Linked DNA regions of Homo sapiens: regions 1 and 3 are each linked to region 2. A link is a contact called in ENCODE Hi-C or POLR2A ChIA-PET data. All regions are on one chromosome and are shown on one strand. Each heading gives the region's core, a stretch centred on a gene start or an enhancer-like site at or near the end of the contact. The rest is flanking DNA. Distances are from core to core; before and after follow the strand shown. Region 1 overlaps CHST11 (carbohydrate sulfotransferase 11). Region 2 overlaps CHST11 (carbohydrate sulfotransferase 11). Region 3 holds the start of NOPCHAP1 (NOP protein chaperone 1).

What was found. A loop is a pair of places that touch in the nucleus more often than their neighbours do. ChIA-PET counts read pairs that join two places held with the same protein, here RNA polymerase II (POLR2A). Pooled maps may share reads with other maps.
Region 1: a loop to region 2 is called in a pooled map, with 3 times the contacts of the local background. The contact joins two enhancer-like sites. A Hi-C loop is called at or near these places in 3 of 50 pooled maps. POLR2A ChIA-PET finds 5 or more read pairs at or near these places in 3 of 52 experiments (AG04450, H1 and MCF 10A).
Region 3: a loop to region 2 is called in a map with no recorded cell type, with 3 times the contacts of the local background. The contact joins the promoter of NOPCHAP1 here to the enhancer-like site in region 2. A Hi-C loop is called at or near these places in 5 of 37 single-sample maps with no recorded cell type and 5 of 50 pooled maps.

The regions. Positions count from the first base shown.
Region 1 is chr12:104,603,415-104,606,114 of GRCh38, reverse strand. The region is part of intron 2 of CHST11 (carbohydrate sulfotransferase 11); the gene reads right to left. Among named protein-coding and RNA genes, the nearest start is that of MIR3922, 13 kb to the right of the region's middle. RefSeq lists enhancers at 1-348, 349-936, 1,358-1,984, 1,985-2,612. Within about 2 kb of position 1,419, at least 34 of the 41 ENCODE cell types and tissues checked have a DNase peak (open chromatin) inside an H3K27ac peak, as active enhancers do.
Region 2 is chr12:104,739,462-104,742,161 of GRCh38, reverse strand. The region is part of intron 2 of CHST11 (carbohydrate sulfotransferase 11); the gene reads right to left. Among named protein-coding and RNA genes, the nearest start is that of MIR3922, 150 kb to the right of the region's middle. RefSeq lists an enhancer at 1,120-1,169. Within about 2 kb of position 1,306, at least 11 of the 41 ENCODE cell types and tissues checked have a DNase peak (open chromatin) inside an H3K27ac peak, as active enhancers do.
Region 3 is chr12:104,984,943-104,987,642 of GRCh38, reverse strand. NOPCHAP1 (NOP protein chaperone 1) reads right to left here and starts at 1,327. Exons shown (of 4, transcript NM_152318.3): 1 at 1,176-1,327. The coding sequence starts at 1,290. LOC105369952 (a long non-coding RNA gene) reads left to right here and starts at 1,273. Exons shown (of 2, transcript XR_007063436.1): 1 at 1,273-1,340. RefSeq lists a silencer at 848-1,097 and enhancers at 650-1,160, 1,161-1,673.

The sequences.
Region 1 (2,700 bases), core at 170-2,669, 140 kb after region 2:
CAGAGACCCCTAGAACAATTGGATCTGCTGTGCCCTATGCAAACCTCCTAGACTCAGCGCTTATAAATTCACGGACAGCCCTGTGCTGTGAGTCTCTCCCCTTGCAACATAGTAATCACAGAGCAAGTGTAAATGCTAAAGAAAGAACCAAGCAGGGCAGGGCTGAACCACATGATGATGTTGTGAAGATTTCAGGGAACCCACGAGAGGACCAGGAGGTGGGCGGGGCAGAAGGACAAGCTGTCTCGCCCTAGCTGGCATTTAGGGGAAATTAGGCCCTATTAATGGCTGACAATGCAGCTCTGCCCTGTGCCTCTGAACTGAGCCAGAGCGGCCCGCAGATGTGCTCGGCCCACAAATATGCAGTTGACACCTCCTGAACTTTCGGTGACTTGATTCCAGCTGATCTGATCGGCAATTACATTTTATTTTGGGGCCAAGGAAACAGCAGAGAACCAGGAAAATTATAAGACATCAGAGTACAGTTTTTCTAAGAATATCAACTCCAAACTTTTTTTTTTATTTTTTATTTTTTTGAGACGGAGTCTGGCTCTTTCGCCCAGGCTGGACTGCAGTGGCGCAATCTCCGCCCACTGCAAGCTCCGCCTCCCGGGCTCACGCCATTCTCCTGCCTCAGCCTCCGGAGAAGCTGGGACTGTAGGCGCCCGCCACCACGCCCATAGAATTTTTTGTATTTTTAGTGGAGGCGGGGTTTCGCCGTGTTAGCCAGGATGGTCTCGATCTCCTGACCCCGTTGTTGTTTTATTGGTTAGGGGTTTGCAAGGCACTAAAATAAGAAATCTTGGACACTAAAATAAAAAACTCTGTACACTCAAATCAGATTATAGCCAATTTCCCCATATTATAGCCAGTTTTCCCAGATTATAGCCAAAATTTCCCAATTTTCCCAACCCTTTGTCCAGTGAAAATCTGGGTTTGATTTTTTTTTTTTTTTTTTTTTTGGAGAGGGGATGGGGTAACTCCCACCAAGAGAACTTTGCTAGTAACAGCAAGTACAGACAGCATAGAGGTAAAGAAATTTGGATTTGTAGTTTGTTTTTGGGTTGAATTTCACTCTGTTTATTACTAGTTTTGTGGCCTTGGATAAGTTATATGAAGTTATTGGCCTCAGTTCCCCCATCCATAAAATGGGGATATAAAACCTAGCTTGGGGCTTATTATTACAAGGATTAGATAAGATGTTTATAAGCATCTAGATAGTATCTGGCCTATGGTACTGGTAACAGAGTAACTAAGATGACATCTTCTTGTCATAATGTTGGTTTCTTATCACCTAAAATAAACAGTTCCTGTTTTCACCATTATATATCAAGCCCAAATAAGCAGTCAGTACAAAAAACGGAAACACCAGCTCGGGGAGCAGTTTGGTTTCTAGCAACTAGAGGGTTTGTCATCTGCCTCAGTGATAACATCATTCCGGGCTCAGCAGCTTCAACAGCTTGGCTGGTAGGGAAATACAAGAAACTGCAACTGAGCCCAATCAGGTGCAAAGTTTGTAAATGGCTCATGGACACAAAACCAACTAAACTCAGTAGAAGCTCTCACTCCCTTCTCTCCTCAACTCCCTGGCCCACAGCAGCCCAAATGATCACCAAGACAGTTTCTCTGAAAAGTGCCACTTACTGAACTTGCGTGGGATGGAACATAATTGCAGCTTGTAAAGGAAACCAGCCTAAGAAAAAACATCCCGAGGAAACGAGGTGATTTTCCTGCAGCTACATTTCCCTGGTTGCTGGCTAATGGGGCCAGACAACTTGCCCAAGACGTCCTTGAGGGAGGATGGTGACTCATCCACCTACGCCCTCCCCAATGCCTCCCAGAGCTGCTCTCCAGCCCTAGTTTCCCTCCCAAGTCCCAGGCTACTGCTCAATAGGCCTGTCATCCAGACAATGCTCAGAACACTACCGGAAGGAAGAGAGGGCCCCTACCCAGGACAGGCATCTCTTCTATGACTGGTTTACAATGGGACCAAGCAGAGTCTGCCTCGCCAGTCAAATCATTCCCCTCAACTCTGGGCCCAGAGTTACCAGCCACAAAAGGCTAAGCACACACCCTCTCCACCCTTTTGTGCCCAGCGCCTAGTGCTAAGCTGCTAAGCTACTAAGCTATATGTTCCTAGGTACATGTAACAGCACATGAAGAAATGAATGAAAAAAAGGAGTGAATGAACCCATGAAGGAGCAAACTCCACAGGAAGCTCCAAGCAAGACACATCACCACATGCAACACTGCAAGGCAGGTATTGCTCATGCCACATTATAAATCAAGGAAAGAAATCTCAGAGAGGTTAAGTAAACACCCCATAGTCACATAGCTAAGAAATGATGAAACTAGGCTTTGAACCCAGGTCTGACTCCTAAGTCAAGGCTTCTGATATGGAAGCCACCCTCCTGACCACAAAAATGACAAATCATACTGACAGAGCCCCTGACACATCAGAATTATTTCATCCTCCCAACATTCCAGGGAGAGTTTTAGGTAGGAAAACTGACCCCTAAAGATAACTCATCATATATTCAGGGTTGCACAACTAGTTAGAGATGAAGCCGGGATTTGAACCTGGACTTTCATGTTTTGAATCACAAGTATTTGAGAGCCCTGTGTTAGGTACTGAGGAGCCAACAGTGAACAGGACAGACGCAGTCCATGGACCTTCCATCCACAGGGGCGGTGACTTCA
Region 2 (2,700 bases), core at 57-2,556:
CAAAATGGGGACAACAATAAAGTCTACTTCTCAGGGTCATTTTGAGGATTAGATGAGAGCCCACAAGGAAAGCACATAGCATGGTACCTGGCACATAGTAGGCACTCAGGAAGTAGCTACTGTAAACCTTACAGAGGGTGGTTTCCCAAGTGCCGGGGGCAGGATAGCAGGAATGTTGCTTTGCCTTTCACCTGACAGCATTTCTCAATGTTCAGTGTATGTAAGAATCACAGCGGGAATCTGATGCAATGCGGGTTCCCAGACACCACCCTGAGTAATTCTGGTTCAGTGGGTCGGGCTGTCCTGGGAACCTGCTCTTGATCGCTGCCCCGTGATGATTCTATCAGGCCAATTCTGAGGCTGGTGGTCTCTGTTTCACTTTGAGAACTGATGATTGAGCGTCGCTTTTACATGAGCGGGTTCTGCAGTGAACGCCAAACACATTTGTCATCTGTGCAAAATGCCTGGCTCATGGCGACTTAATATCTCACTGACACAGAAGACCGATAGAGGCAATTGGCGGCAACTTAGATTGGCAGCTGTTAAGCAAATTGGAGGTCTGAAGAGCAATTTTCTGGCAATATCAAGATTAGCTATTAATATGTATTAACAGACTGTAAAGGATTCATGGAATTTCACAGTAACTGAACTATGAATTGAGAGGCACCCAAAGAGGTCCATTTATTTCTTAGTCAAGCAGCATGTTTTAACAATACCCGATTTCTCCATTGTTCCAAAGGCACGCATGAGCCATGCTCTGGGCCTTTCGTTTCTGCATGTTGCATGCTTCCAGTGAGAGGAAGGCTGGTCCTCCCCCAAGAGAGAGGTGGAGCTAGTTCTGCAGATGGGGCTCCAAAGCCCTCCTCCTACCCCTGCCTGGAAGACACCCTCGTTCTCTCCCCAGTAACCACCACCACCAAGCCTGGGGCCCCAACGGAGCCATTTCCACCACCTTTACCTTCACCCCTTTGCCTCAACCTGCTCCATCCTGATCATAGTTAATGTCACTATGAACAATGTGAGCTCAACTCATGCCCTCCCTCCAGGGCAGCTGGGATAAGGCCCAGGTATCTCAGTGTCCCAGGCACTTGGTGCCCAATACTTGCAGAATTCAGAAAAGGGTGATTAGCTTTGTGGCAACACATGAACATCTTTGCAGAGTACTAAGAAGATTTTGTTTATCACTTCACTGCCTTTTTCCTCTTTCAAGAAGGACGGCCCATTCTCAATCATAGTGAAAGTGGAACAGGAAGACCATCGTGGAGTGCTAGAGGGACAAGCACGTCTAAATCCATCCATCTGCTGTTCACTGAGGAAGTCAGACATCTCTGCGGCTTCTTAGGCCATGGCCGAGGACATGAAGATACAGATATCCAGGAACAGAGTCACACACAATGGCAGGGACACAGACCCGGGGCCCAGAGGTGAATAAGACACCCTCAATTGCATGACATCAGAGGTATTAATATTCTTCTGCCTGTAGAGCTTTCAAATAATTTTGCATCTCAGAGTCCTTAGAACCCAGAACTTCAGAGTTACAAAATACCTTTGTGATTATCTGATACCACCCTCTGATTTTCAGATGGCAAAACTGAGGCCCAGAGATGAGAGCTCATCCACCCACTCCCAGAAAGCAGCAGAGCAAAGACTGGAACCCAAATATGCCTTTTTGTTGTGCTGCTGGACAGCAGAGCAAAAAGAGGGATTTTCTCCTTCTATCCACCCAGCAGCCCTTGTTGGAGGTGCAGGGATGGATTCCAGGGCAGAGTGAGAGGGCAGGGAGTGTCATCTGTGTGGTGCCATAACATTCCTATGAAATAGAAAAACCATCTTTGCTACCTTCCATCAACCTCAGAGGAGTATTTTGACAACACATGTAGATTTATGATCAATGGAAATTATAAAACTAAAAAGAAGTGAGTGACCCATTTTATTATCCAGAATAGGGAACGTGGGATAGGTCCCCCTGGGCTGGCCTGATTTCAGAGCTCATTAAAGAAAAGTGAGGCAAGAACTGGGAAAAGTCTTTGCATTTTTTTCTTTAAAGGCCAGTGACCCTACTAAAACTAAGTGGTAGAAACTAAATACATTGATTTCAGGATACAATTTTTACAGAAAATCAGTGTCTCCCTGATCTCATTCAATAAATACTGAACAAAAATGGAGAGTATTTGCTTTGATGGAACAAAGGTTTACTCTCCCTAGGATGTCTGGAACTCTGCGGAGATGAGCAAGCTCATCAGCACAGGCTGGAGATCAGACTCTGGAGTCAGGCAGACCAATCTGGATGTAAAATTTGGCAATGGCCCTGACCAGCCCCATGATCTGGGGTCAGTAAGATTCACTCTCCTGGCCTCAGTCTCCTCATCAGTAAAGTGGGAGCTGAGAGAGCACAAACCTCACTGGCTCTTATGAGGTTTAAAGGGATGAAGTCTGCAAAGAACTTACTGTGTCACTTGACCCACAGCTGCTCTTAAGGGACAAGCAATTAATATTCACAGTTAAAAGTTTTTTCTCATGAAAAAAATAGAGTTCTTTACTATGTGGCTGTTTCCATCAAGGGGCAGCAGAGCAGAGTGGTTCAGAACACAGGCTCTGCAGCCAGACAGCCTGGGCTTAAAATCCGGCTCTAGTACTTACTGGCTGTGGACCTTGGGCAAGTTACTTAATCTGAGACTCAGCATTCTCATCTGTAAAATG
Region 3 (2,700 bases), core at 78-2,577, 250 kb before region 2:
TCACTACTCAAATCATCCCAACTCTCTATCCCATCAGAGTTCCAAGAGGGGAACGTACAAAACTCAAGGCTTTGCACACCCTATTTCTAATACCCGGAAAATCCCTTAACTCTCTGGTTAAAAAACAAATCCTGTTCACCTGCAAAGCAGAGCCGCAACAAACATCCATTGAATGCCTACTACTTAAGGCCTACTGGATTCGTGATCAGAGCACAGAGTCTGGAGCCAGACTACTTGAATTCAAGTCCCAGTTTTGCTACTTTCTAGCCACATGATCTCCAGAAGGTAAATTACCTGTATGATAAATCATGTCTCAGGTTCCTCAACTATAAAACAGAGATAACAGATTTTCTGCAAAGGGTTGTTGTGAGGATTAGATGAGTTAGTTTCTGGGGCATACATAGTAAGGACTACATAAGCTTTGGTTATCATTATTATACTTCCTTCGGAATCTCTGGGTTCTCACAAAACCTTTTCTTCAAGCTAGTATTTACTGACAACATGCCCAAGCCTTTTTAGGCATTCTCCTCCTCACAAAAATTCTACAGGCATTACTACTATCACCATTTTCCAAATGCAAAAACTGAGGCTTAGGGAATGAAAATAACTCTAAGTCCCACCAGTTAATTACTAGTGGAGCTGGGATTCGAACTCGTGCTTTTAAATTCTACCTATAGTGTCTGAAATGCTGTGTGGATTTCCTGGATGCATGTCTCCCTCTACAAGACAGCAGCACTAAGGGGTGGTCTGTGTGGGTGTGAAAGAGGTAGGGACTGTTAGCATAATATTACTCCGCTTCCCCCTATCAGCCAACTGCTCCGACCCAGGCAGCCAAACCAAAAGCCCTCCCTTCCCCAAAAGAACTCGAGAGCTTCCCAGCTTCCAGGGCAGGGCAGATGCCTGGCAGCGGCGCCTGGCAGGGTGGGCGCTCACTACCTTGCAGAATATAAGAACCACTAGCTGGGGAAACCATTCCGGGCCCGCAGCCGGGTGCCCGCCCCAAAGCCCCCACCCCTGCCGCGGGCAGGGCACGCCGGAGCCCCGCAGCAGTCCCCGGGGCTCCCCTCGAGGGTACGGAGCCCGGGCAGGGAGCCACCGGCCGGCTCCCAAACTGCACCGGCCGCGCCTCCTCTGCCGCACGTGTGCGGCCCATGCCGCCGTCACCCGTCCGTCACCTCCGCGGCCGTCGCTTCCCGCCGTCAGCAGCTCCTTGGACACTGGGACTCCTGAGGAATCCCGGGTGGGCGACGAACAACTCGGGCTAGCCTTGGGCTTGCCATGGACCTCCATGCTTCCCTCAAGCCTGCACTCTCAGGCCCGGATGCAGGAAAAAGGCTCGGGTAAGGGGGCGGGGAGAGGGCCGCGATTGGAGGAAACTGCGGTGGGCGGAGTAAGGAGCGGAGAGAGAGGCGGGGCGAGCGTGGTGCAGCCTGGAGGCTGCGCGGGAGCAGGGGCCATTCCTACTCCTGGGAAAAAGAAAGGTTCAGACACTGTCATAGGAAAAAACAGCGGGCAAGGCTCGATTTCGCCAAATTCGGGCATAAAGAGCATAACATTAGGCTTCCCTCCTCTTTATCCTTTTTTATTAAATTTTTTTTTAATTGGTGAAAAAACACGTAACAAAATCTACCATCTTAACCATTTTTAGTTGTACAATTCAGTGGTGGCAGACCTCTAGATCATTTTCATCTTGCAAAACTGAAACCTTATACCCATTTACCCCTACTCCAGTCCCTTGGTAACCACCATTCTACTTTCTTCTTTGTTTCTTTCTTTTTGAAACAGCCTTGCTCTGTCGCCCAGGCTGGTGCCTCAGCCTCCCAAGTAGCTAAGATTACAGGTGCACACTACCACGCCCGGCTAATTTTTGTATTTTTGTATAGAGACGGGTTTTCACCATGTTGGCCGGGCTGATCTTGATTTCCTGACCTCGGGAGATCCACCCACCTTGGCCTCCCAAAGTGCTGGGATTACAGGCGTGAGCCATCATGCCCAGCTACCATCGTTCTACTTTCTGTTACTATGAGCTTGACTACTTCAGATACATTATGTAGGTGGAATCATACAGTACTTGCCTTTTTGTTACTAATTTCACTTAAAATAATACCCTCAAGGTTTAGACATGTTGTAGCACATAACAGGATTCTCTTCTTTTTTAAGCCTGAATAATATGCCATTGTATGTATATACCACATTTTCTTACCATTGATCTCTCAACAGGCGTGCTGGTTGCTTCCACCTCGTGGTCATTGTGAACGCTGCTGCAATGAACATGGTGGTACAAATATCTCTTAGAGACCCTGCTTTTCAATGCTTTGGGATACATACCCAGACATGGGATTACTGGATAATAGGGTAATTCTACTTTTTAGGTTTTTGTGAAGCCTCCGTATAGTTTTTCATAGTGGCTGCACCATTTTACATTCCCACAGTGCACAAGAGTTCCAATTTCTCCACATCCTTGTCAATATTTCCTTTTTCTGTTTGGTTGCTTCTTTCTTTTTGACAGTGAGCATCCCAGTGAGTGTGAAGTGATATCTTGAAGTTTTGGTTTGCATTTCTCTAATGATTTAGTGATGCTGAACACCTTTTCATGGGCTTGTTGGCCATTTATATATCTTCTTTGGAGAAATGACTATTCAACTCCTTTACCCATTTTTTAATCTGGTTATTTGTGTTTTTGTTGTTGAGTTGTAGGAG